Regions from separate parts of the Mus musculus genome. Here all the other regions are linked to region 1. A link is a loop called in an ENCODE intact Hi-C map of the cell type or tissue named here. Cell type or tissue: gastrocnemius. All regions are shown on one strand. Each heading gives the region's core, and the rest is flanking DNA. Links, peaks and the distances in the headings are about the cores only.

Region 1 (5,000 bases), core at 1-5,000:
CAGCCCCGTCTGCCACCCACCTTCCCCAGCAGGTCTGCCATGGAGGCGCTGTCCTGTCAGCCCAAGAATGGTTAGAAATGGCCTCAGACAAATGGCTGCACCAAAAGTTCATGCCAGCTGCCAGCAAGGACACCTGCCTGGTGCAGGTGCCACCATAGTCTGAACATACACCGAGTCCCCTGGTGCTGCACAGGCAATGTACACGTTCAAGGAAGAGTGCAAGGTTCATCCCCGTAGGCAGGGAACACAAAGGAAACAGCATGCCTAACTGGCAGCATGACCAGCCAATCAGCACTCAGACTCCAAGTTCCACACGTTCCCTTGTGGATATGGTAGAGGTGACATGGTGTCATGGAGGGGACACTGCAGAATCTGCATGTCTGTGGTCAGGTACCATGTGTTGATGGTTTAGATTACATGATGCTTTTATAGGCAGGACACAGGTGTGCAGTGAACATGTCTGTGGTCAAGTACCATGTGTCGATCTAAGTGATATGGTATCATGGACAGGATGCAGGTGCCCAGTCTGCCTCTGTTAGATGCCACACCTACCTATGGTTGTTTTGTGGTTTGAGTCAGGGTCTCAGTATATAACTCTAGCTTGTCTTGAACTCACAGAGGGCTGTGCAGGCCCTGTGTGTGGAGGCCAGACAAGGATGCCGGCAGGTGGCTCCAGGGTCCTCCTCTCTCAGCTTCCCAGTTCATTCTTCTGAGCCAGGGTCTCTCTGAGCCTAAAGCTTGTTAGAAGCCAGCAGGAATCCAGTGATCATCTCATTTCTGCATCCATGCCCAGACCTCAGAGCTGGGGAGTCCCTTTGCCCCCCCCCAACCCCAGCTGGAGTGCAGGCCCCACGGGACAGTGCCCCATAGCATAGTGTCACTATTGGGCACCCTCCAGCTGGCAGAGACCTTCAAGTGCCTCTGCTCTCACATCCCCAGAGCTTCTTGGCAGTGTGGCACACCCAGCACTTATATCACAGGAAGACACCCAAGAAAGATGGCGCTTCAAGCACTTACCCTCAGGCAGCCTGATGGCAAGGAGCAGGGTCATGGAAAACGCAAAAACCACAGCATTCAGGTGCACACTGAGACGTGGGTGGTGGGAAACGAGTGAAGCCATGATTAGTGAAGTAACTCAGCCCGGATGCTGGCGCTGTCTCAGCTCTCAGCCTGGTCATACACTCCTGTCTGCTGTCTTCAGAGGCCTCAGCAGAATACCTGTCAATTGGGTCAAGGCAATAGAGTGATTTTTGCTGTCCCTCCTACCCATGGGAAGTGACCAAGGAGTCACAGCAAAGTTTTCTGGCCTGACACAGTATGTCTTCCTTCTTGTTTTCTTGCTACTGTCCCCACAAGGCCACACTGCCCACCCCACCCCCAAGCCCAGCACAAGCTGCTCCATTGAGGAGCGAGGAAAAAATGCAATTCCACAGCGGTCCATGATGAAGCATCTTCCCTCTGACTGAGTAGATGGGCATATAAATATTCCCCGTCTCCGCGGCTCTTTATTTCCCTTGTAAGCAGTTGTCCCATTTCTCCATCTGATGGATTCCCTGTCGCAGCCAGGGTGGGCGTGCCCTGGCTGTCTTGGTCCTCTGTTTCCTTCCACCTACCTATGCCGCCATGGGCCTCCATCCCAGTGCTCATGGGCCAAGATGCAGGCGTTGAAGGCTCATCCGACACAGACCCTTTAAATCAGGAGCAACAGCCCCTGGCTGAGAGAGCCAGGTGAGGGAAGCCAGTCTCTGCAGACTCGGCGTGAACAGGCTCACCCAGACACTTCACGGGGTACGTGGGGCTGTGGCTAGCTGCTCTCTCATTAGCCTACCTTGCTTCCTGATGGAACAGACAGCCTCCATTTTCAGAGGACTTAGAAGCTGAAGAAGGAGAGTCTCATTAGCAGAGGGACCATCTAATATTAATCACCCCTTAAAATTGACAAGGGAGGCAGCTCATTTAACCACTTAATTGCTACAGGTTTTTATGGGCTGCTGTTTGCAGACATATTTAATGAAGAAGTTATAAATCTAAGAGAGCTTAAAATTTTAATTTTATCCCTAAATATTATCCTTGTTCTCGAGTTTGTAGTCAGGCCTCAGGAGTGTAGTCACGTGAGATACTCTTTAAATGAACATATTTGCTAACTGGCGTGATTTCAGTTTTTAAAACATTGGTTCCAGCAATTAGGCTTTTTTTTTTCCAGTTCCCAAATGACTAGAGGAATTCGTCTTGATTATAATTGCTCTTAGCCACGCATATCTAATTTGTGTCTTTTTAAGTGTTAATTAGTAAACAGTTCGAGCTGACATCTTTATGTGTTTGTGTGTTGAAAAATGGGGCTTATTGCTTATTTAGCTTGGGGCTGATCCCGATAGCATTTACGTCACTACTCAGAGGTGAAATTAATGGAACCACATTTGGCAGCGTGAGGTTAAAAGAATTTTCAAATTCAACTTTTAGATGTCCACTTTGTTAGGGCCTCTTCAAATGCACGAGGTTAGGGTGGGCTGGGGAGCCTGGTCTGCTGGAGGAAGGCCAGGTAGGGTTGCATTCATAATGAAATGGCAGCGTCCCAACTTTATCACAGCAGAGTGCTCGGATCCAGCCCAGTGGTTCCTTCCTTTCTGCTTTTGGAAAGCATTCCTAGTGCTTAGGAATGTGAACTGATTTGATGATGGTTGAGTTGCAGCCACAGAAATATGTGGTCCCTTTGCACCATCTACTGGTCATGTCTTGAACTGCACTGGATTACATGGCTGCCTCTGCTAGGTGTTCTTCACCCTGTGTTCTTTGAACAGCTTTATTATCGGCCAGGAAGGCAAAATATTTGGAAAAGCAAATATTCCTACCTCGTGAACCAAGTGTGATTGATCCAGTAGACTGCTATAAGCTCCTGTATATTCTTCCAAGGTCCCAGCTGCCATCTAAATTTTTACAGAGATCACACTGGCTTGAGACCATTCCTATGCAAAACAAAGAAACTCCAAAAGACAGTGCATGGTGAGGCAGGGGTGTGGCAGTCAGCAGACCGCCAGTTTATCCTGTGCCTCGCTGTACCGTCAGCACACGTGCAGTGGCTGCAGCTACAAAGAAACTTTTAAATTTGTTAAAGAACTTAGTAGGTGGCTTGGATGGGATTTTTTTTTAAGATTTATTTATTATTATATCTAAGTACCCTGTAGTTGTCTTCAGACACACCAGAAGAGGGTGTCAGATCTCATTACAGATGGTTGTGAACCACCATGTGGTTGCTGGGATTTGAACTCAGGACCTTTGGAAGAGCAGTCGGTGCTGTTAACCACTGAGCCATCTCTCCAGCCCTTGGATGGCATTTCTAAAGGCCTAAAAGATGCCTTCCAAAGTGTGAGGGCGGTTGGTTCACTGCCACATTCTGCTAACCACAGGCATGCACCCACGAGTCATGCCGCAGACCAGCGTTAATCCTCCTCTCCCACTGAAGAGGACCTCTCTGGTATGGCACCATTTGAAGCAGACTCAGGACTCCTCCCAGTTGGAGATCATTGTGGGGATTGGGGGTCTTCCTTGATTTTCTCTGTGCCTCACTTTGTGAGGCAGCATCTTGCACTGAGCCTGGAACTCACTGACTGAGCTAGGCTAGGCTTTGCCAGTGTGCTCCAGGATCTCTCGCCCACCACTGGGCTTACCCACCACTGGGCTCACACTGGCCTTTCCATGGGCGCTTGTGATCTGAACCCGGCTACTCATGCTTGCATGGCGGACACTTTTCCAACAGAGCTATCTCCTCCTGTCCAGGCATCAACTTTTCAATACTTGGTGTTTTCCCGACAGACCCATGCACACGCATGAAAATACAAACTCAGAAACATGTGAAGTACAGAGTGAATCTCCCCTGCTGCCCACCTCAGACACGCACATCTAACCAGTGTTACACCAGCAAGCTGCCTACTTCAGACACACACATCTAACCAGTGTTACACCAGCAAGCTGCCTACCTCAGACATGCACATCTAACCAGTTTACACCAGCAAGCTGCCCACCTCAGACACGCACATCTAACCAGTGTTACACCAGCAAGCTGCCCACCTCAGACACGCACATCTAACCAGTGTTAGTTACACCAGCAAGCTTCCCACCTCAGACATGCACATCTAACCAGTGTTATACCAGCAAGCTACCCACCTCAGACACACACATCTAATCAGTGTTACACCAGCAAGCTGCCTACCGCAGTCATAGCTCTGAAACCTGCTCCCCACTCCTGCACACTCTAAGTCCTTCCTCCTAATGCCCTCCCTTCATCAAAGAGGCTTTTTTTTTTTTTTTTGCTGCTAGCAGATGGAGACTGTATCAGAAGCCACAACTGGCCAAAATGCAGTCTGCAGCCCATTCCTTCTGCTGGCCGAATTCCCTGCCTTTAAAAAAACAAAACACTTTTTCAAGAGTTTTATATACTGTATTTCTATCACTACACTTCCACTCCCTTTCAACTTCATGACCTCTTCAATTACACACACACACACACACCTGAGTCCATCGAGAATTGCTGGTTTGGCTTGTGTTTAGGGATGACCACACGGATTGGCTGACCACATAGGATTATAACCCACCAGGGGCTCGACTTATAGAAGTCTGGCACTCCATCTCTCAGCAATCACTAGTCACTGATAGCTCTTCCTCTAGTGTTGGAACCGTGTGAGGTTTTCCCTGTCAGCTAGTGGCATCACTGGGCAGGTCTTGTCCAAGCAGCCACATTGTTGAGATTTAACAGGTACAACTATCTTGTAGCTGGCATCCAGGCTCTCTGCCTTTGACAGGCTCCCCCCTCCAAACCTCCCCATGCCGTCTGCAGTGTTCCTCGAATCTTTAGGGTACAGTTTCTATATGTTTATCAGCTGGGCCTGGGCACCCCACAGTCAGACGGCCTCTGCATTTTGGCCAGTTGTGGCTTCCGTAACGGTCTTGTCTTCTGTGAAAAGAAGCTTTGTGGATGAAGAGTGAGAGCCACGCTTCTCTGTGGG
Region 2 (5,000 bases), core at 1-5,000, 68 kb before region 1:
GGTAGATTAGTACTGCAGGCCTTTGCCTGTAAGAATGCCTGGCAGATTCTACTCAGGCAGAGGACGGCTCTCTGCTCAGGCTTGGGTGAGATGCTGTGGTTTGGTGTGAAGTCCATCATTTCCTGAAGGGTCAGATAAATCCTGCCTCCTGGTCAGATTAGGAGACAGGGCTGAGAGCTGGTCCCGAGGAGAATTGTTCCTCCCTGCTAATAGCCAGTGGGCTGTAGCATGGGCTGGGTTGTTCTTCCATAGTAAGTCACAGGTAATGCAGAGGTGGGTGGCCACTCCGCCCCGATCCTGCCAAGAGAGGTTGGGGCTCAACACCCCAACAGTTTGATGTTCTTTCCTTCACATGAAACCCACCTGAATTTTGCTTAACAAGATGCTTTGTAAGGTGTAGAGCTTTTTCACGCAAGGCACAGACATTTGCTATGAAGTTTGAAACCACTGTGCCTTACACCACTCCCAAGAGAGGACCAGCTGCAGCTGTTAGAGGAGAAGGCAGGCCTGCGCTCCAGAGCTGGGGCAGGGGTGAGGCTGCAGGGGTTCTGCCAGCGACTCATTGTGGCAGCCACTGTGAGAGTGAATGCTCACCTGTGAGTGCTAGCCTCTTCCCCCTTTACAGTTGGGGGGGAGACCACTGCTTCTGCTGGTCCTGGCCTCTCTCCTAGCCATGGTAGCCCCAAAAGACTGGCTACACAGAAACAGTACCGGTGCTGGCACAGTGACACTGTGAGCTGAAACCTTTCAACTACACCAGAGAGTGGTTGGGAAGAAATAAGGCCACAGGTGGGTCAGGTGTCCAACATTTGGGAAATATTTTCAGAATGTGTATGTTGATTGTATAACGTGAGTTAGTGTGGAGCCAGGAGTAAGCATGAATACACCTACCCTCCTTTCACCTGTGGTTCCATCTGTCCAGATATCCGTCATCAGCTGCAGATAGCACAGAACCCACACCGTAGTGCCGGGCTGCCTAGCCCCATCTCCAGGACCCTGTGAGCAATAAACAAATACCTAGCAATAGCTCCACAGGCAGGCGCTGCCAGCCCCATGTCAAGTGGAGAGAATGGAGGCTAGGAAGTTAGGCCTTCCCTAGTGCCCCACAGCTGGTGTCTCAGAGCCCTGGTCTCAGCTCATAGGCTAGTTCTCTTCACCCCGCAAGTTCCCCCTATGCCCACTGCCTGTGGTTATGTGACCCCTGGTTCTTGAGTTTATTGAGCTTTTATTAAGAGCTGGACCTCTGCCTGATTGAGTGTCAGCCCTCTGGTACCCAGCTATCTTAAACAAGCTGCTTCTCCAGGCTCCAAAGCAGCTGCTAGAGGGGAAGTGGGTGGCAGGGACTTCCCAGAGGCCCCCTGGCCAGACATGATGTCAGCTTCTGAATCCACACTATAGGGGCGGGAGTGGAGTCATTGAGCTATAGCTGCTGACCAAAGACAGTACAGTCCATACCCAAAGGTCCCTGTGTCATACTCCTGTAACACAGCTCCAGGACCCTGCTTTGGCAAGCATTCAGGCAGGATTGACTCTGGAGTCATGAGAATACTGTGGGAGCCACCTGCCCAGTTAGACGCTTGTGGACAGAGCCTGTGGCTACCTCTGAAGCCAAACCCAGCTTAGGATCAGCGTCAGGATAATTTTGAAGGAGAAATTTCATTAGAATGCAGTTTGGTATTGTTAGATATGAATGATGACTTTAGGCTGAGCAATACACTTTTAGATATTAATTTTTAATACTGCTTCTTGGGAAGTCAGGGCTTCTATTTAATGAAGAATTGACTATTAGTCAATATGGCTCCCACCTCTGAGCCACGGCGGCCGTCAGTCTCTCACACCAGGTTTTAACAAGGTGTCTGCTGCTTGCAAATTTGCTAGAACTCTGCAGATTGTATGACATAGCGAGTGTCTTATTTCTCACAGTGACAGTTGTGTGGCTTCTACATGGAGCGTGTCCTGGAAAGTGGATGCCAAGTCCTCTCTGAGGCCCGCTCTCCAGTGCATCTCTGCTCTGTGTATCAGCTCATGGCTTTGGAGAAAGGCTGTTTCAGGATTATGAAAATAGTTGTTCGTGTGTCAGACCAGATTTATCAGCTCACTTTAGGGTTGGTTTTTCGAGCCTGGCCATTTAGAGGAGGGTATTTACCTTTTATCAGTGGGTGCTGACAGTCTGTTTGCAGGAAACTCCATGGAATATTTCACCTGGGTCTCCAGTGGAAATCTGGCCGCCAAACAAAGTAAAATGAGCACCAGGGCTCTTTCCCGGGGTCTCACCCCGCGCCACGATAGACTGCTCTGTTTCAAGACAGGATTTCAATTATTAATTTGGATATTTAATAAAATCCTTTGCCTTCAGTAACTTTCAGAAAATCTTTTGAGTTTATTTGGGTTGGGTTTTTGCCCACGGAGTGGATAAAATTCAATTCAAATATCCTCCTTGAACAGCATATAGTTTCTTTCTAGTTGAATGATATTAATAGTGATTATTATAATAAATACTGCTGTTATTGTTTCAGCTACAAGTTTTTGAGCATCTTGTATTAGGCATCATGTAAACACTTAAATGCATGTGTGTGTATGTGTGTGTGTGTGCATCTTTGCAACCGAGGTACTGGGTAAACAACCCAGTTCCTTTTCTGAGAGAAGACTGACCTTGGAGAGCTCAGGACTTAGCTCAGGCCTGTGGAGTGAGGCTTAGCAGAAAGCATCGGAGAGCCCAGGGGCCGCCAGCACACCCTGCTTGCCTACAAGGAGCCTCCTGGGTTTTCAGCTCTTTGCCTCCGTGTTTCCTATAGCCAGCAGGTATGAGACCAATCACAGCTGTCCAGCCCATGGCCCACATCCCACCCTCTCCTTTGCCAGGGCTTTATTCTGCTAACCAAGATGTTTTCTACAGCTCTTAAGATAGAGTGGGCTGGAAGAGGAAAGAGTTGCCTGGGGTTCTTGGTCAGGGGTCTGGGCCTTCGAGCACAGCCTGGCCGCTTGCCGGCTCTGGGCTCTCACGCAGGCAGCTCATTATGAGGCAGCTTGGCCCCCTGCTCTGGAAAGGCAGCCATGTCAGCTGGATGAGAAGCCAGCAGTGCCCATGTGTTCTTGGTTTTAGAAGTTAGGTCAGCGAGGTTTAGAGCCTCTTTAAATATTTCAGTTTATAAGATTAGACTTGATCATCTGGGACGGAAGGGTGGCGCCCCAGGCCCGGGCTTGGCTTTTTTCTTCATTTCTTTCACAGGGGAGGTAGGTGTTTTGGCAGTGCAGGGTTCGAGTGTAATAAAAACCTAAGGGTAGTGAGTAAATACAGTGACTTAGAGTGCTGCAGCAACTCAGAGAGCTTACTCCTTTTATTTTTTTATTTTTGGAAGGAATTGTGAGTTGAAATACAGCAGAGTGGCACAATCCTTGTAAGAACCTGCCCAGGCTTTCAGGGAATGGTGAGTCTCTGGCCACTCTGTAAGGAAGTGTGTTCTCCACCTGCTTGACTCCTCTCAGTGGGGGGTTGACAGCAGCGTCCTGCAGTCCTTTGAATAGGTGGGAGCTCTACCACGCATGCTCAGGTGTGGTGAGCGAGCGAGGCCACAGTTCTTTCTAATCCCAGGATACTTCAGAGATCTGAGCTCCCAGTGCCCCCTGGTCTCCTGACAACACAGCAAGTTCCTCAGGTTTTCCACGGAAGATGAACATGCCACCAGGACACGCTCCCCTCTCCCCAGAATCTGCCCTCGGTCACCATATGAATAGCGGGGGTGGGGGCAGTCAGCCAAGTGCCCCAAGCAGCGGGACCCTGCCCCCTCCCACCCCAAGTCAGTGGGAGCCCCGTGTGTTGGCTGTCATTTCCTGTCATGTTCTGTGGAACATGCTCACTCTTCATACCTCTTAGATTCTAAATTTCAAAAGTAATTTGTCACTTTCAAAGGGTGTGTCATTAATAACCATTATTTAGAACTGCCAAGTCTTGTGTGTGTGTCTGTCTGTCTGTCTGTCTGAGTTAAGCACCCAAAAAATTGGCCTTGCTGATGGCAAACAGTGCCTCCATATTGATAGATCTAGCCCTCCCCACTCCCAACCCCACCCACAAGTGAGTTGTCCCCTGTCTGCCTTTAATCACTACGAGGGTGGGTGGTGACAGAGCCTGGCCGAAGTCTGGCCTCAGCCTGGCCTCCTGGAACTCATTAGTATTATTGCCAAAGACAGGATTTATAAATTGAGATTTTTTTTTTAACTGCTTGGAAAAAATGTCTATTGCATTTTATTGTTCTTACAAGAGAGAAGGGGAGAGAAGAAAGATTTTCTCTTCAAGCATTTGAAGCAGTAAATAAAGAAGCCGAACTTCAGCTCTCCCTGGGTGTGGACCCTGAGCAGTTGTCATAAATGCTGCAAAGATGGTATCTGGGCACCCTGGGGCTGGGGGCCGAGGGAGCACCTCCAAGCCTGCAGATGGGTGGCAGTTAAGAGACAACATTGGCATTCAGTGCATGCCAATCGCGCCGTGATTCTTAACATTAAAATTCCACTAAAGCACTAATAATTACTGTTAATACCGTCGAGTGGAAAGTTACAGTAAAGGAGCAGTGGTAGAAACAGTATTTAAGGGAGAGCTGGCGGCATGAGAAGAATGCAAATAAGCGTTATTAGCCTAATGATTCTGCCGTCGCCATGGTTGTGCGGCACCAGTGTTGTGAATATGTCATCCAGCACCCGTGAATTTGGAAAGTGTGTCAAAACACAACTTCAATTAGTTTGCTCTAATTATGGCTCTGGAGAGTTTGTGACTACATCACTCCTCATTAAAAGAGATTTTCTTATGTGGATTAATGTAATATACAAAGGAAAGTTTCAAAGTTCCTGGTGCCATTTGCTCCCATCAGGAGCTTGCTAAGAGCAGGCCTGAGAGACCCAGGGTGTCCTGCTGGGACCAGATATAGGCAGGAGGTCAGTGGGGAGGCTGCCTTGAGAAAGACAGTGTGGTGTTTCCATCTGTCCTGCTGAGTGGCCATTGTAGAAGG
Region 3 (5,000 bases), core at 1-5,000, 61 kb before region 1:
CTTAAGAAGCAAGGGTCCCCAGACTGTCAGCGAGTGTAGTCACTGACCAGGGACCTTCTTCTGACACCGTGACCAGCTTGTAGTGGGGATACTCCAAAAGGTGCTGATTAAAATGCCAGCAGGTGCAGGGAAGGCCCGTCACTGTGACTCCCGCACCCTGCTCGCACCAGGTGTTTTCTCAGAGCCTTTTTCTTCATTAAGTGGTGTTCATTAAGCACGTCCTCACACCTGGTGCTGAGGCTGTGCATCGCAGCCGACTTCTTCCCAGTGGTGTTTTGCAGGAATAAAAGGGAATTTCATTTAGCCATTTGCCACCCCACCCCCACCACTTCAGCTCGGCTGCCATTGCTTTTGAATGGTCCTTCTGCTGTCCCCAACCCTCCTTCTTGGACTACCCGAGATCACGTCCCACACACTTGGTGTAGATGATGAGACAGCTCTTTCACACCAGTGCTGTGCTGCAGGCTGTCCCCTGTGCCATCTCTGAGAGTCTCCCCCTGGCTTTGCCATTGTCAACTTTCTGATTAGAAGGGAAGCAATGTTTCATCAGAACATTAGCAATGAAAATCATGAGGTGCATGGGGTAGGTGCATCCGCCCTCCCCTCAGCGTGACTGCTGATGACACCACAGTCATGTCCCAGAGCTGGACATCCTTCAGGCTTGTTGGCACTGGCCCTGTGCACAGGAGGAGGCTGTCCCTCAGGGCTGGCTGTGGCATGCTGTTTTGGAGCTGTCTAACAGCTGTGTTACAGAAGAGTACCCAGCTCAGCTGTCCCTTCTACTTGTTCCGCCCCTGGCAATGTTAGGAGGTCATCAATGCTGCCCCATTTTTCTGCCCAAAGCCCCAGTTCCTGCCAGCTGAGGTTCTGTTCCATACACAACACTTCCACCAGTTCTTCAGCCTTCCCCCAGCTCTGACCCCCCCCTCCCATGGCCACTGCTCTATGTATGTATAACTCTTTATGGTGATCTTACAGTGTTGTCTTCAGATTTTTGTGAACCTTCATAAGCAGTGCCGAGTTGGCACCCAAGTCCAATCTCCAGCAAACTATGTCCCCACCTGCATAGCTGGGTACCCGAGGAACTCCGCAGGTACTTCTGCAGGCTGGGCAGCCTCAGCACCTGGCTACCAGCAGGTAGCTGGTTTGGGGATTTTGTACTGACTTTCCAGGTAGAGTCTGTGAAAATGTCAGCTAGCCATATTTCCCATCTAAAACACAGCATTTCCCACGTCCCTCTCTGTCCTCATGGTTCCAAAGAGAATGGCTAAGCTCTAGTCTATCTACCCTGTCTGCTTCCCATTCCTAAGCCTGAAATGAACTAGAGCATTTCCCCCAGAAAATATCTCACTCTGTTGCCCAGGTTAGCCCTGAACTTCTCCAGTAATCCTTTCTGACTCAGCCTCCTTAGTAGCTGGTTAGCAGCTACAGTTTTAATGCACTTATTCCAGAAAAAGAGGCGGCCGTGCCTTCTTTGTTGTCTTCAGCTGGAAGTAAAAAGGTTTCTATGGCACAACTCTTTATCTTCTAAACACAGGGTGTCTATCATCTTCAGAAAAGTCAGAAAATGCCATGGGTATTTTCCAGGACTCACTCACCACCCAAGATGCCCCCACTGCCTGCTCTGGGGTTCCGGGAGCTCCCTTGTCTTTGCTTACTTAGACAGGAGAGCGGCCGGGCTTTGTTGAAGTAGAATGTGCATGTTGTAAGCTGTGCATACTTCCTATGCTTTGCAGGTGGATGTGTGTGTGCACATGAGGCATTCGACAAACCAAGGTCTTGAGCGCCCCTCCCCCCCATGTGTCTGTAAAGAGCAGCCACTGGTCTAGCCCTGTGGAGTAGTTTGCATTCCCTAGAATATTCTAGAAATGACACCATAGTGTGTATTATTTTTACTCAATCTAGTTGCCCCCAAATTAACCCATCTTGCATGTAGGTAGTCTGTCCCTTTTTGATTGCCGAGTTTGACACAGTATGACAAGTCACTCTCCAGTCACCTGGCATTGTACATCTGTTCTGTTCTTAGTATTGCCAAATAAAGCCAATAGAACTTTTGTGAACGAACCTTGGTATAGAAACACACTTCTGTTTCCTTCTCTTGGGCAGAAGTCTCTTGGGTTGTGTGAGTGGCTGTACTTGACTTTTAAAACCTGACCTGAGCTGCTTTCTGATGTGGGTTTGCTGCCGTGCTCCTGCCAGAGCCCCCTGACTGTTCTGGCTCCCCTCATCCTCACCAAGCATTGACAGTATCCATCTCTGACATCATTTCACTCTGGAAGGTGGAGGGGTTGCATTTCCTGTGATGGAAACTCACATGGCCCTCCCAACTCGTGATCGAGTCTTTTCACGGGGAATTTGCTCCTCGTGTTTTCCTTAGGGATGTGTCAGTTCCAGTGTTGTACCCACTTCCGGGCTGAGTTCTCTTCTAAGTTGTAAGTGTTCTGAATATGCTCATGTCAGAGTGCAGCGTATGCTGGTGCCTGTTTTCTCTGGGTCTAGCATTTATTGTCATTTTAAAAATATTTTTATTAGTTGTGTAATGATGTGTATAAATACTTTTGTGTGTGGTGTGCACATGTGAGTGCAGATGCCTTGTAGAGTCCAGAAGAGGGCATTGTGGGCCCTGGAGCCAGAGTTATGGATGGTTGTAAGCCATTGGATACAGTTGCTGGGAATGACACTCAGGTCCTCTGCATTCTTAACTACTGAGCCAGCTGCCCAGGTCTGTGTGTAGTTTGTGATGTCGTGTGTGTGTGTGTGTGTGTGTGTGTGTGTGTGTAAAATATTTAACCCAGGCTGGTCTGGAGCTCATAGTGATCCTCCCGCCTCAGCTTTCTGTATGCTAGGATTATAGGTATAAGCTACCACACAAGGCTTAGCTTATGCTTTTTAATATCCCATTTAAGGAAAGTCAAATAGCTCAATATTGTGGAAGTGCTGGGACCTGGCATCCCACTTGAAGTCTCAGGAACCCCTTGGTCTCTGAAGCACACACTGGAATCTGGTGCTTCAGAAGGTGACTTTCAGCCCTGGGAGAACAGAACGAAGAGACCCTTACGTGTCTGTACAGGGGACACAACACAAAAGCAGCAGTCCTCTCCAACTGCAGGTTAGCCACAGCCCCCCTTGCTACTGTCCCCCACAAGACAGCTGGGTCTGCTGCCACCCAGCAGAGCCATCTCCCTTCCATGTGACCATGGGGTCTGAAAGATTGATGGCTGCATTTAAAACATTCGCACAGACCTGGAATCAACACTAGAAAATACAGATTTAAATGAGCAAGGAAAAGGCAGAATGAAAGGAAATAAATTGTGCTGGCAACTACTGTCACGTAATAAAATGTCATGTGTAACTGAAGGGCTTTTGCACAGGGCTGTGTGAGGCTTAGTGGCCATGTTAATTGAATAAGGTGCCTCATATTGACTCGGGGCAAGAATGAAATTTCCCTTAGCATCTATTTAGCTGGAGTTGTTGTTGGCAGCGGCCTGATGCTCATCTGTTACAGAACTCCCAGCCCCTCTGCACTGATGTAACGGCTCCAGAAGCAGTGTCCACCCCGGCCCTGCAGGTATGGCCTGTCTCCCCAGGTATGGCAGGACCTGACAGGGCCTGAAGGAGCAAAGCTGGACACAGGCTCTGGAGGGCTTAGAGGCTGCCCGGATGCCTTTCCATAAACCAGATGTTGGAAAAATGGTTCCCTGAACCAAGTAGCGGTTGTTGATGACTGATGATCCCTAAGATTCCTAAGGAGAAGGCAAACAGCCCTCTAGCTTTCCTGGTGTTAGGGGATCTCTCCATAGTCACTGTGTCTGCCCATGAAGTGGTCACTTGCAGCCCACTCTTGTGATCCCCTGTTTCTGTTACACAATAGGCACCAGACACAGTTACCTCCTCGGATATCTTGGTAGTGGTTGAAGCTGTGCAGCCCTTGACCCAGCTTCAGAAGAAGCTGTGATCAGAGCAGCCCCTGGAACGTTCTGTCCCTCCCATCGCTGCTGCAGCACAGTGCCTGCCTTGATCTCACCTGGATTTGGCACGTTCTTGGGGCTGGCAGGTTCACTTTCAAATGTGGAAACTCGATTTTTGTCCTCCTCCTCGCGGGTGCTTCAGGTGCCAGTGTGGTCTGTCTAGCAGTCTCCTATTTCAGCATGCAGTTGTACTGCAGCTGCAGCTGTCCCCCAGTGTTTGATATCCGTGGCTTTATAAGCCGTGCCACGAGGAGCGTGTGTACTGTGTATCTGAAGTTTTCCTTGAGTCAGAGGGAGCGACATTTTCCAAACCATTAACCAGCCCAGTCCTGAGGAGGCAGGTGGGAAGGCTTGCTGGAAGATTCCCAAAATCATCCCTAATTACAAGTCAAAGTCAAGTGTATTCATTCAGCAAGTCCTAGACACCTTTACAGGGCTTTGTTCTCAGCACTGGGGTGGTGAGAGGAGAAGACACGGTGCAAGTCAAGCTCTGCCCACAGAGGGAGGCTGTGCAGGGAGCAAGCTGGGCTCCTTGAATTAGAAAGGAGTTCTTGGGGGCTGGAGAGATGGCTCAGCGGTTAAGAGCACTGACTGCTCTTCCAGAGGTCCTGAGTTCAATTCCCAGCAACAACATGGTGGCACACAACCATCTGTAATGGTATCCAATGCCCTCTTCTGGTGTGTCTGAAGGAAGTGACTGTGTACTCATATACATAAAATAAATCTTTAAAAAGAAAAGAATTCTTGGGGTGGGTTATCTCTTCTAGGGTGATCAAAGCGGCTATAGGTGACGCAGCCTGGCCGGCTATAGGTAAGGCAGCCTGGCCTACAGAAGCCTCTGCAGAGGACGGAGCAAGTGCAGAGGCCTGGAGCAGTTCTGAAAGCCACAGGGACAGGGCACAAAAGGCTGAAGCTGGAATTGGCCAATGTGGGGGTGTGGGCTGGGCTAAGCCGACAAGACCTCACAGCCATGGGATTCAGTTTAAGACAGAGGAAATTCCCCAGTGGGTTTGCATTGGCTCCACTCTCAAG
Region 4 (8,176 bases), core at 1,761-6,760, 170 kb before region 1:
ATGCAACATTTGGTGACATGTCACGGCATGGGAAGGGGAGTTGAGAAGGGAGTAGAGGCAGAGAAAAATGGGAAGAAAGTGAGAGAGCGAGAGAAGAGAAAGAGGAGAGACTGATCAGGAACCCGTGGAGTGGAAAGGGGAGAGATGGGAAAAGGGGTTGATGAGAGAAAAGAGTCAGAGGCAGAGAAGGAGCAGAGAGGGTGAGGAAGGGCCCAAAGCCCCCTTTATAGCAAGTCAGGCCTACCTGTTGTCAGGTAACTGTTGGGAGGAACCTAGAAGGAATGTCAACAATGAAGACATCTTCCCAAGCAAAGGGGGTAAATGTCTGTTTTTGCAGAGTGCTTGGTGGCGAGAAACTAGTCCAGTACAAAGCCAGGGTGCAGAAAGGTTGCCACCCTAATGAGCAGGTACCAATAGGCAGACAACAGGAGGCAAAGAGATATAGCAGGTAGACAGTGGCAAGGGCAGGGAAGGAGAAGGGGGGAGAGCGGCTGTCTGTTCCTGAGACAGCAGTTGCTTATGAGGGTGTCCCTCAGTGTAAGGAGGTTGGGTCCAGCCAGCAAGATGGGATCAGGGCAGAGCTCCAAGACTGGCAGAAGGACAAGGGTGGGAACCAATCAGGATCCACCCTGAGCTGAGAGGCATGGGACCCCAAGAGAGAGACAAAAGATTGCCTGCCGGTGAATTACTGCTTGGTCTGTGGAGTTGGGAGGACTTGGCCATGCAGACCTACCCACATTAGGCTTCAAAGAAGGGACAGATAGGAAAGGAAGTAGCCTTGCCCACACCCCAAAGACCTCATCCTTCCCCCATGGCTTGGCAGGGCTTTGGAGCCTCACCTCGCATGCACCTTCTGGTACCGTAAGATTTGGGCCCCGGCATCTTCCCACCCTGTGCCACCCCAGCTCAGGGCTCCTCCTGGATCATCCTTCATTGTTACCCTGTCCTCAATTCCCCTCTGATTCCAGAGCCTCAACTGTCTTAGTCAGTGTTCTATCGCGGTAAAGAGACGCCGTGATCACAGCAACCCTTATAACAGAAAGCATCTCATTGGGGTTTGCTTACACTTCAGAGCCTTAGTCTGTTACAAGCCTCGTGGCACGCAAGCAGACATGGTGCTGGAGAGGTGACAGGATGAGAGAGATGCTAGGCTTGGCTTGAACACTGAAAGCCCACCCTCAGTGACATACTTCCTCCAACAAGGCCACACCTACTCCAACAACACTACACTCTCTAATCCCTCTCAAGTATAGCCAGTCCCTGATAATCAAGCATTCAAATATAAGAGCTTATGGGGGCCATTCCTCGTCAGTCAGTGCACTCAACCCAGCCCTGTGTCCAAGCCTGAGCCCCTATAACTCTCCACCCTCTTGTCTCCCAGCCACAGTTCAGAACTCTGTATACCTTGATCCCCTTTGGTAGACCCTTCCTGACTCCAGTCCCACCCTGCCTTCCCACACCCCATCTCTCCTCTGGAGTCAGACTGGAATCCTCCAGAGGAGAAGAGACAGCAACAGCATCTGTTGATGGTGCTCTTGATATGCTCTTCCTTGCCTTCTGTGTGTGTGTGTGTGTGTGTGTGTGTGTGTGTGTGTGTGTGTGTGTATGAAAGCCAGATGTCTATGACACACATCTTCAATTTCCCTCCATCTTACTTTTTGAGACAGTGTCTCTCACAGAACCCAGAGCTTTGGGCTAAACTGGTGAGCCCCATGGATGATCCTGGCTCTACCTCTCTCTACCTGCAGCTCCCAGAGCTAGGGCTACAGGAGTGTGTAACCACACCCAATGTTTCACATGGGTGCAGGGGATAGGTTTTTACAGTAAGCATTTACAACTGAGCCATTCTGCAGGTTCTCTTCTCCATTGTTAATATGGTCCTTGTGTTTTCAGGGTTCAGGGGAGCCCAGCTGTTGCCCGGGCGAGTTCCCTGTCACTGAGCTGCAGCTCGCATAGTGAAGACAAAAGGCTCTTCTTCAACTATGGGAACCCAAATAACAGGTGGGAATTTCAAAATGACCTCACTCAGCCACCCTGGATAAAACTGAGGCGGTGTCAGCCATCATCAGCCCTTTCCTGTGGGGAGAGCTGCTGGGAGTTTCTTGGGAGTGGGGGTGGGGTAAGGCTTCTGTATTTGAGGGTCAGGAGCTCAGGTATGTTTTGTCTGGTTGGAAAGATTAACCAAGCAATGTATTTATGATCTGTGTGCTTTTCTATATGTATATCCTGAATTAAAAGGCTTTTTCTTATTTTGGTTTCTTATTTTAAGACTGAGGGTGTGACTCAGTAGTAGAACACTTTCATTCATCCCAACACACCACACACGTGTGCGCAAGTGTGGGCACACACACACACACACACACAGAGTTCTGTGGCCTGGGCAGGTGGAGCCCTCAGGGCAGTAGAGAGGGGTAGGTGGGTTTCTGTAACAAGTGGGGCATGGCTACCTGGGAGGCTGGTCAGGCCATTGTGCCCTGACTTGGAGAGCAAGCTTTCAGTCCAATGGAATGCTGACAAACCCCCCACCCCCACCTCCTCCTCCACCGCTAAGCACCCCACTGCCCGCTGGGACCCTGCCGTGGTGCCACCTGCCTCTCCTCCCCAACAGCTGTATTTTTCAGGTACAATATGACAGGCTCAATCTATTCCTGTTATATATTTCCCGGTAAATGGACAAGGTGAGAACAGTGTCAGTTCAAATCACTATCATGACACTTAGTTCTGATTTACGGCACCTTTTGCCGCAATCTTGAGAGCGCCGGCATCCGTGCTGAGCTGGATTGCCCAGCCAGGCCCCACGGGGTCAGTGTTCAGATCAGCTTCAATAAAAGAATTTAGGGTAAGGCGGCCCCAGGTGGGCAGGGGGCAGGCTAGGGGACCCAGAGGACAAGCTGGGAGAGATGCAGAGGCCACCATTTTCTCCCACGCCTCCCTCCCTACGACTCTTTGTCCCAGGTCCTGTGGTTTGCAGCATCTGGGAAATTTATGGCGACTCCATAAACGGGTTTTACAGACAGCTGTTAGAGCGTGTGGAGCAAGGCCTGGCTGTCGGGGGACCTAGTCTCAGGCTTACAGCCAAGACACTTAAATATTATGGCCACACATATATAAAAATCGTGCTAGGCGCGTCCTCTGCTGCCTCCCTCCTCCTGACCTGGGAGCCAGAGAACGGCCAGAGAATAGCGGCTGCTTGCAGCTGCTGCCTCTGCAGAGACAACTGCCCCCAAACCCCTTGCTCCAGCCCGTGCTGTGCCTCCATAAGACAGCCTGGGCCGGAAGCATGGATGCAGGCGGAGTTGCCTGAAGGGCAGAATCAGATTGTGGAACCCCTCCTAAGCTTTGTCTCCCTGGTCCAGGCTTCCTGGACCAAGTTGTCTGAGCCTCCAAATCTTGTTATTGCTGTCAGCACTGTTTTCTGCCTTCCTATTCCTCCGGTCAGTTTCTATTTTCACTACCCTTCCAGAACTCCAGTTAACACTGCCTTCCTGGTGGTATTGGTCCCGTCTCCCCCCCCCCCCCCCCAACACACACACTCCTGAGTCACTTCTCTGGTCATAAATGCTCGGAGCCCCCTTGGACTTCTTCATAACATCTCTAACAATCGCAATGAAATAATTATTAGTGTCATTATCTGTTTAATGTCTGTCTTCCCCACTGGACAATAAAGCACAGGAAAGTGGGGTCTCAGTGGTGTACAGAACCAGGTACTTGGGAACTATACACTGAACGAATGGAGGTGAGCGTGTGTGTGTGTGTGTGTGTGTGTGTGTGTGAATTAATGGCTCATGACCCTCAGACAGCACGAGGCCACAGGGTTCTGTTCCGATAAGCAGGAGAGAGCAGAGAGATCAGCAAGGGGAGGCTTTGAGAGAAGGTACCCCAGCCTTCACAGTACAGTTTTCTTGCAAGAGAACCAGTTGAGAGACGTAAGATGTGAGACAGGGCTGCTCCCGTAGTCTCTGAGCCTTTTCTTCACAGTGAGGCTAGAGATGGTTTCACAGGGTTGTGAGGGTCAAATGCACTTAGTATGTGTAACAAAGAGCTCTTGATGCTACATAATGACTACACAAGGCTTGAACTCAATAATTCCAGGCAAAGTTATTTATGGGGGGAAAGCCATTCCCCCAGACACTTCTGCTGCCTCTGAAGCCACATTGTGTTATTGCATCACCCCCGTCTGAGTCATTTGACCAGAAAAGAATATATGACCCCACTGGAGCCAATCATAGTGGGGCTCGTAACCTATGACCCCTGGCAGGCCAGTCAGATGGCCTCTCCTGGGACTGAGGAACTATGAGAAAGGCTTGTTAATAGGTTCAGAGAGAGCCAGCCTCTCACACCCATAGCCTGGGATGACCCCCTACTTCCATCCCAGATCGAGGAGGAAGTATAAGTGGTTTAGATTTGTCTTGTCACTAGAATATACTGGATGTGTGATTTGGGGATAGGAACTTAGCCTCTGTGAATATGATTTCCTTACCCTTGAAATAGAGACTATTACAAAAAAAAAAGTGAATTGAATGATAACATGTGATAGAATGTCTTACCATTCACAATGTTCCCCTTACTAATACAAACAGATATTCTGATTTCTCAAGACTTAAGGCTACCCTTGGGCCTCTGTTTTCTTTATTTAATATGTAGTGCATGGACCTGACTTATACAGTCTGTACATGTGTGCAGTACCGATAGAGGCCAGAAGAGGGCATCAGATTCCCCGAGAGCTAAAGCTGCAGGAAGTTGTGCGCTTCTCCGTGGGTGCTGGGACTTGTGTGAGGTCAGGAATCTGAGAGCTCCTGTGTTTTAAAGATAGAAGAAAATGCTGAGACACCTGCTCAGCTTCTGAACTGGCCAGTGGGAAATTGCTAGTGTTCAGCAATTTCCAGCCCCCAGACGAATTTCTACGTGGTTCTGCCTTAGACACAATGGAAACAATAGGAAACATTAGACTGGGCCCTCCCTTTCCTGGGAAGAAGGAAGCAGCTGGCTAAATCAAGGGAAGTTCCTTTACCCAGGAGAAGGAGCTGATGAAATCCATACTATCTCAGCCTCTCTACAGGGCAGCAGCTTCCATGCGCCTCTCCTAACTATGCAGTCTCATTTACCACGGTACAGCAGGCCTGTGAACAACACTTAAGTCACTTTGCCTCATAGTACTTTGAACTGAGGTAGAGACAGATTCCCAAAGCTCACTGGCTAGCCAGCCTAACCTAAAGGGTGAGCCCCAAGTCCAAAGACAGACCAGACTCAAAAACCAACGTGGACTCCTTCCTGCCCCATTCCAGCTGTGAGTTATCTTGGCTGATGCTAGGGGCCATAGAGAGTTGAGGATTCACTGTAAGGAGACTCCATCTGTGAGCTCATCACCCCAGATGGAGTGGCACTGTGAGGAGATGCAGGAACTGTGGGATTATCCATGTTCCTGTGTTAGCAGGGACACACCGGGCGACTCAAAGGAGAATTAAGACATTCATCATCATCATCATCAAGTCAAGTTTTTGTCCTATAAATCCTTTAAAGTACTTCTCTACAGGGGAACACAGAATCCCATATATGGGGATCTTCCATCTATGGTCCCTGGAAAACCCAGAGACAGTTTGATGTTTTGAAAATGGGGGATGCCCTTCTGTGAGCGGCACAATCTCTAGCCCATGTGGCCAAGCTCAGACTTGAATAACTCAAATATCTCTTTCACTAAACAAATAAGGTGAACCACTCCAGCAGAACAATGCCTGAGGCTGACCTCTGGCTTCCACGTGCAAGGATACACACGTGCATGTTATACAGAGAGAGAGAGACAGAGACAGAGACACACAGAGACAGAGAGAGACACAGAGACAGAGGCACAGAGAGAAACAGAGAGAGAGACAGAGACAGACAGAGAGAGACAAAGACAGAGAAACAGAGAGTCAGAGAAAAGCATAAAGAGAAATTGAGAACTCAAGCGCTCTCTTCTCTGATAAGGGCATCCCATTCATTATACGAAGTGGTGAACTTTAAGCATGAGCCTGACTAGTAGCTGATTAGAACATTGGATTGTTTGCCTAAAGACGAGCATGTTCTATACCTAGGAGACAGAAATGGCCAAAAGAACAGAGCCCCCTAGATGATGCTGTCAGTCACTCTTGCCCCAGTCCTGTAAAGTCAATGTTAACCCCACAAACTATTTTTGGCCAATGAAATGTGACTGGAAGTGGCATGTCTCAGTAAATGGCGACTGTGAGAGCCAGGCTGTGCTTGCCACATCCCTTTTCCTATTGAAACAACATGTTCCAGACCCCCCACCCCCACCCCCCAAAATAAGTTCTGGTATGGATCCTGGAAGAAAAACAAAGCGACAAAGCTCAGGCTGCCAAGCTTAGCTCACTCTGAACACAGAGCACAAGGGAGACATAGACGTTGGCGTTGCGAGTCCCTGGAACTTTGGCAGTCTTTGTTCCTACGGCTCAGCCTGGCTGATCCTGACTGGTAAGAGGGCCGGCAAACAGCTGAGCACACAGGCCGACTGTGAATAATGCCCCAATTGTTCCTTTCCCCTGCTTTGAAAGCCAAAGAACCGAACTGAATGGCGGAAGAAAAAGCAAAAACCCAGGAGCATTTGGTTGGTGAAGAATTCGATGAAAACTGTGGTCCATCAGGTAAAGGCGCTTGCTGCCAAGCCTGAGAACCTGAGTTCGATCCCTGGGACTTATGTGACAGAAGAAGAGCACTGACTCTCTCAAGTTGTCCTCTGACCTCTCCACCATGCTTCATGGTGTATATGCTCACAAATATGCACAAGTAGTGTAATATATATATATATATATATATTAATTAAAGAATCCAATAAAACTGAAATGTGAGAAAGCAGTTGACGATACATGAAAAACAGAAGGGCTTGGAACGGAAGCTGTGTGCCTGGCCTCACCAGCACTGAAGTACTACTCCTGGCTCCCCACTGAAAGACAGATGCCTTCCTTCTCCCTCTCAGCATCTGCTCCCCGCGTCTGCCCCCACTGCCCCTCAAGCTGATGTCTTGAGGAGGGAGTCAGAAAAGCTCCCCGGTCCCCAGGGCTTGTGTTCCTGACAGTTTAACTTGGCCCACCACGTCACAGCTGAAACCAGCAGGACCCAAGGCAAGCAGAGTAAAAGAAGCAGTTGATAGATGTGCTCGGCTACCATGTAAAACTTCAGTGTGACAAGACACACCATAAACAAGCTAGAAACAGCTATCTCCAGGGAGAAAATATTTGCAATTTATATTGCAGATAAGGGATTAGCATCCAGAATATATAAAGAATTCTAACAAATCAATAAGAAAAAGACAAATGGCCCAATAGAACACCCAGCAAATGATAAAAAAAGAAAAAGTCGATTTATAGAAAAGGAAGTTCAAATGGCCAATAAACTTGAAGAATGTTCATTTTCAGTAGCAATCAAGGGACTAAACCATTAAGCTACCACGAAACATATTTTACTCGTCAGCTTGGTTTTAAAAAAATTAAGGTTTGACATTAAATGTTCGTGAGGGTGCACAGAAGTAGGGACTCTCAAATACTATTGGCAATAATGCAAATCCATACAACAAATTTGAAGGACAAAATAAATAAATAAAAATCAAATTGCCAATCTCTTTTCTAGAGAGGGCATTTGCATGGGGGCCCCTATGAGGGTGCTGTCCATAGAGAGAAAGCCTGGGACTGGCGAGGCAACTCAGTGGCCCCAGGGTTCTTGTGGTCATGCTAGGGGACCTGGTTGGGTCCCAGCATCAAATGGCTCATCAAGTGTTAACTGCAGTTCCAGGGAATCCAGTGCCCTCTTCTGGCCTCTGTGGACACACACACATCACAAACACACATGCAAACATACACAAGAATAAAAACTACCTTTACATTTCCTTTTGTAATTCATAATAAACAGAGAATGAAACCCTAAATATCCACTAATCGGGGATACATCGAATAAGCCAAAATAGACGTGGGCTGCCATTTAGGAGACCAAAGCAAGTCTCTTGAGTTCTTAGGCAGAGGTGCTGTTGAGCCGATGAGACAGGAAGTAAAACAGAGGCTGAACAGGGTGTCTGGCAGGGCACCTCCAGAGGAAACATTGCCTGCTCTGCAAACGTGAGGGTCTGTGTTTGGATCCCTGAAAGTGAGGATTTGCTTTCTTCTGAAACACAGAAGTGTTACGTGAGTGT

What was found. A loop is a pair of places that touch in the nucleus more often than their neighbours do. Peaks named below come from ENCODE experiments on the same cell type or tissue, not always from the same donor. Only the 100,000 strongest peaks of a DNase experiment are listed, where the experiment ranks them.
Region 2: a loop joins it to region 1, with 3 times the contacts of the local background. A loop is called at or near these places in 15 of 42 quality-filtered maps.
Region 3: it touches region 1 in a loop (2.3-fold over the local background); 10 of 42 quality-filtered maps call a loop at or near these places.
Region 4: it touches region 1 in a loop (4-fold over the local background); 10 of 42 quality-filtered maps call a loop at or near these places.

The regions. Positions count from the first base shown.
Region 1 is chr2:33,744,334-33,749,333 of GRCm38, reverse strand. All of the region lies in intron 9 of Mvb12b (multivesicular body subunit 12B), which reads left to right. It overlaps Gm52507 (a long non-coding RNA gene), which reads right to left. Exons shown (of 4, transcript XR_003953788.1): 1 at 2,850-5,000; 2 at 1,018-1,218. Among named protein-coding and RNA genes, the nearest start is that of Gm52507, 13 kb to the right of the region's middle. In gastrocnemius, for the core only: a CTCF peak has its summit at 2,732 (motif pointing left); DNase peaks (open chromatin) are centred at 860, 2,678 and 3,655.
Region 2 is chr2:33,812,814-33,817,813 of GRCm38, reverse strand. All of the region lies in intron 6 of Mvb12b (multivesicular body subunit 12B), which reads left to right. Nron (non-protein coding RNA, repressor of NFAT) reads right to left here. Exons shown (of 3, transcript NR_045729.1): 3 at 4,223-5,000. Among named protein-coding and RNA genes, the nearest start is that of Nron, 9.5 kb to the right of the region's middle. In gastrocnemius, for the core only: no CTCF peak of the experiment used is centred there; a DNase peak (open chromatin) is centred at 2,988.
Region 3 is chr2:33,804,989-33,809,988 of GRCm38, reverse strand. The region is part of intron 6 of Mvb12b (multivesicular body subunit 12B); the gene reads left to right. Nron (non-protein coding RNA, repressor of NFAT) reads right to left here and starts at 4,173. Exons shown (of 3, transcript NR_045729.1): 1 at 4,025-4,173; 2 at 1-257. In gastrocnemius, for the core only: no CTCF peak of the experiment used is centred there; no DNase peak of the experiment used is centred there.
Region 4 is chr2:33,915,079-33,923,254 of GRCm38, reverse strand. No RefSeq gene overlaps it. Among named protein-coding and RNA genes, the nearest start is that of Gm39792, 11 kb to the right of the region's middle. In gastrocnemius, for the core only: a CTCF peak has its summit at 4,698 (motif pointing right); a DNase peak (open chromatin) is centred at 4,707; H3K27ac peaks cover 246 bases.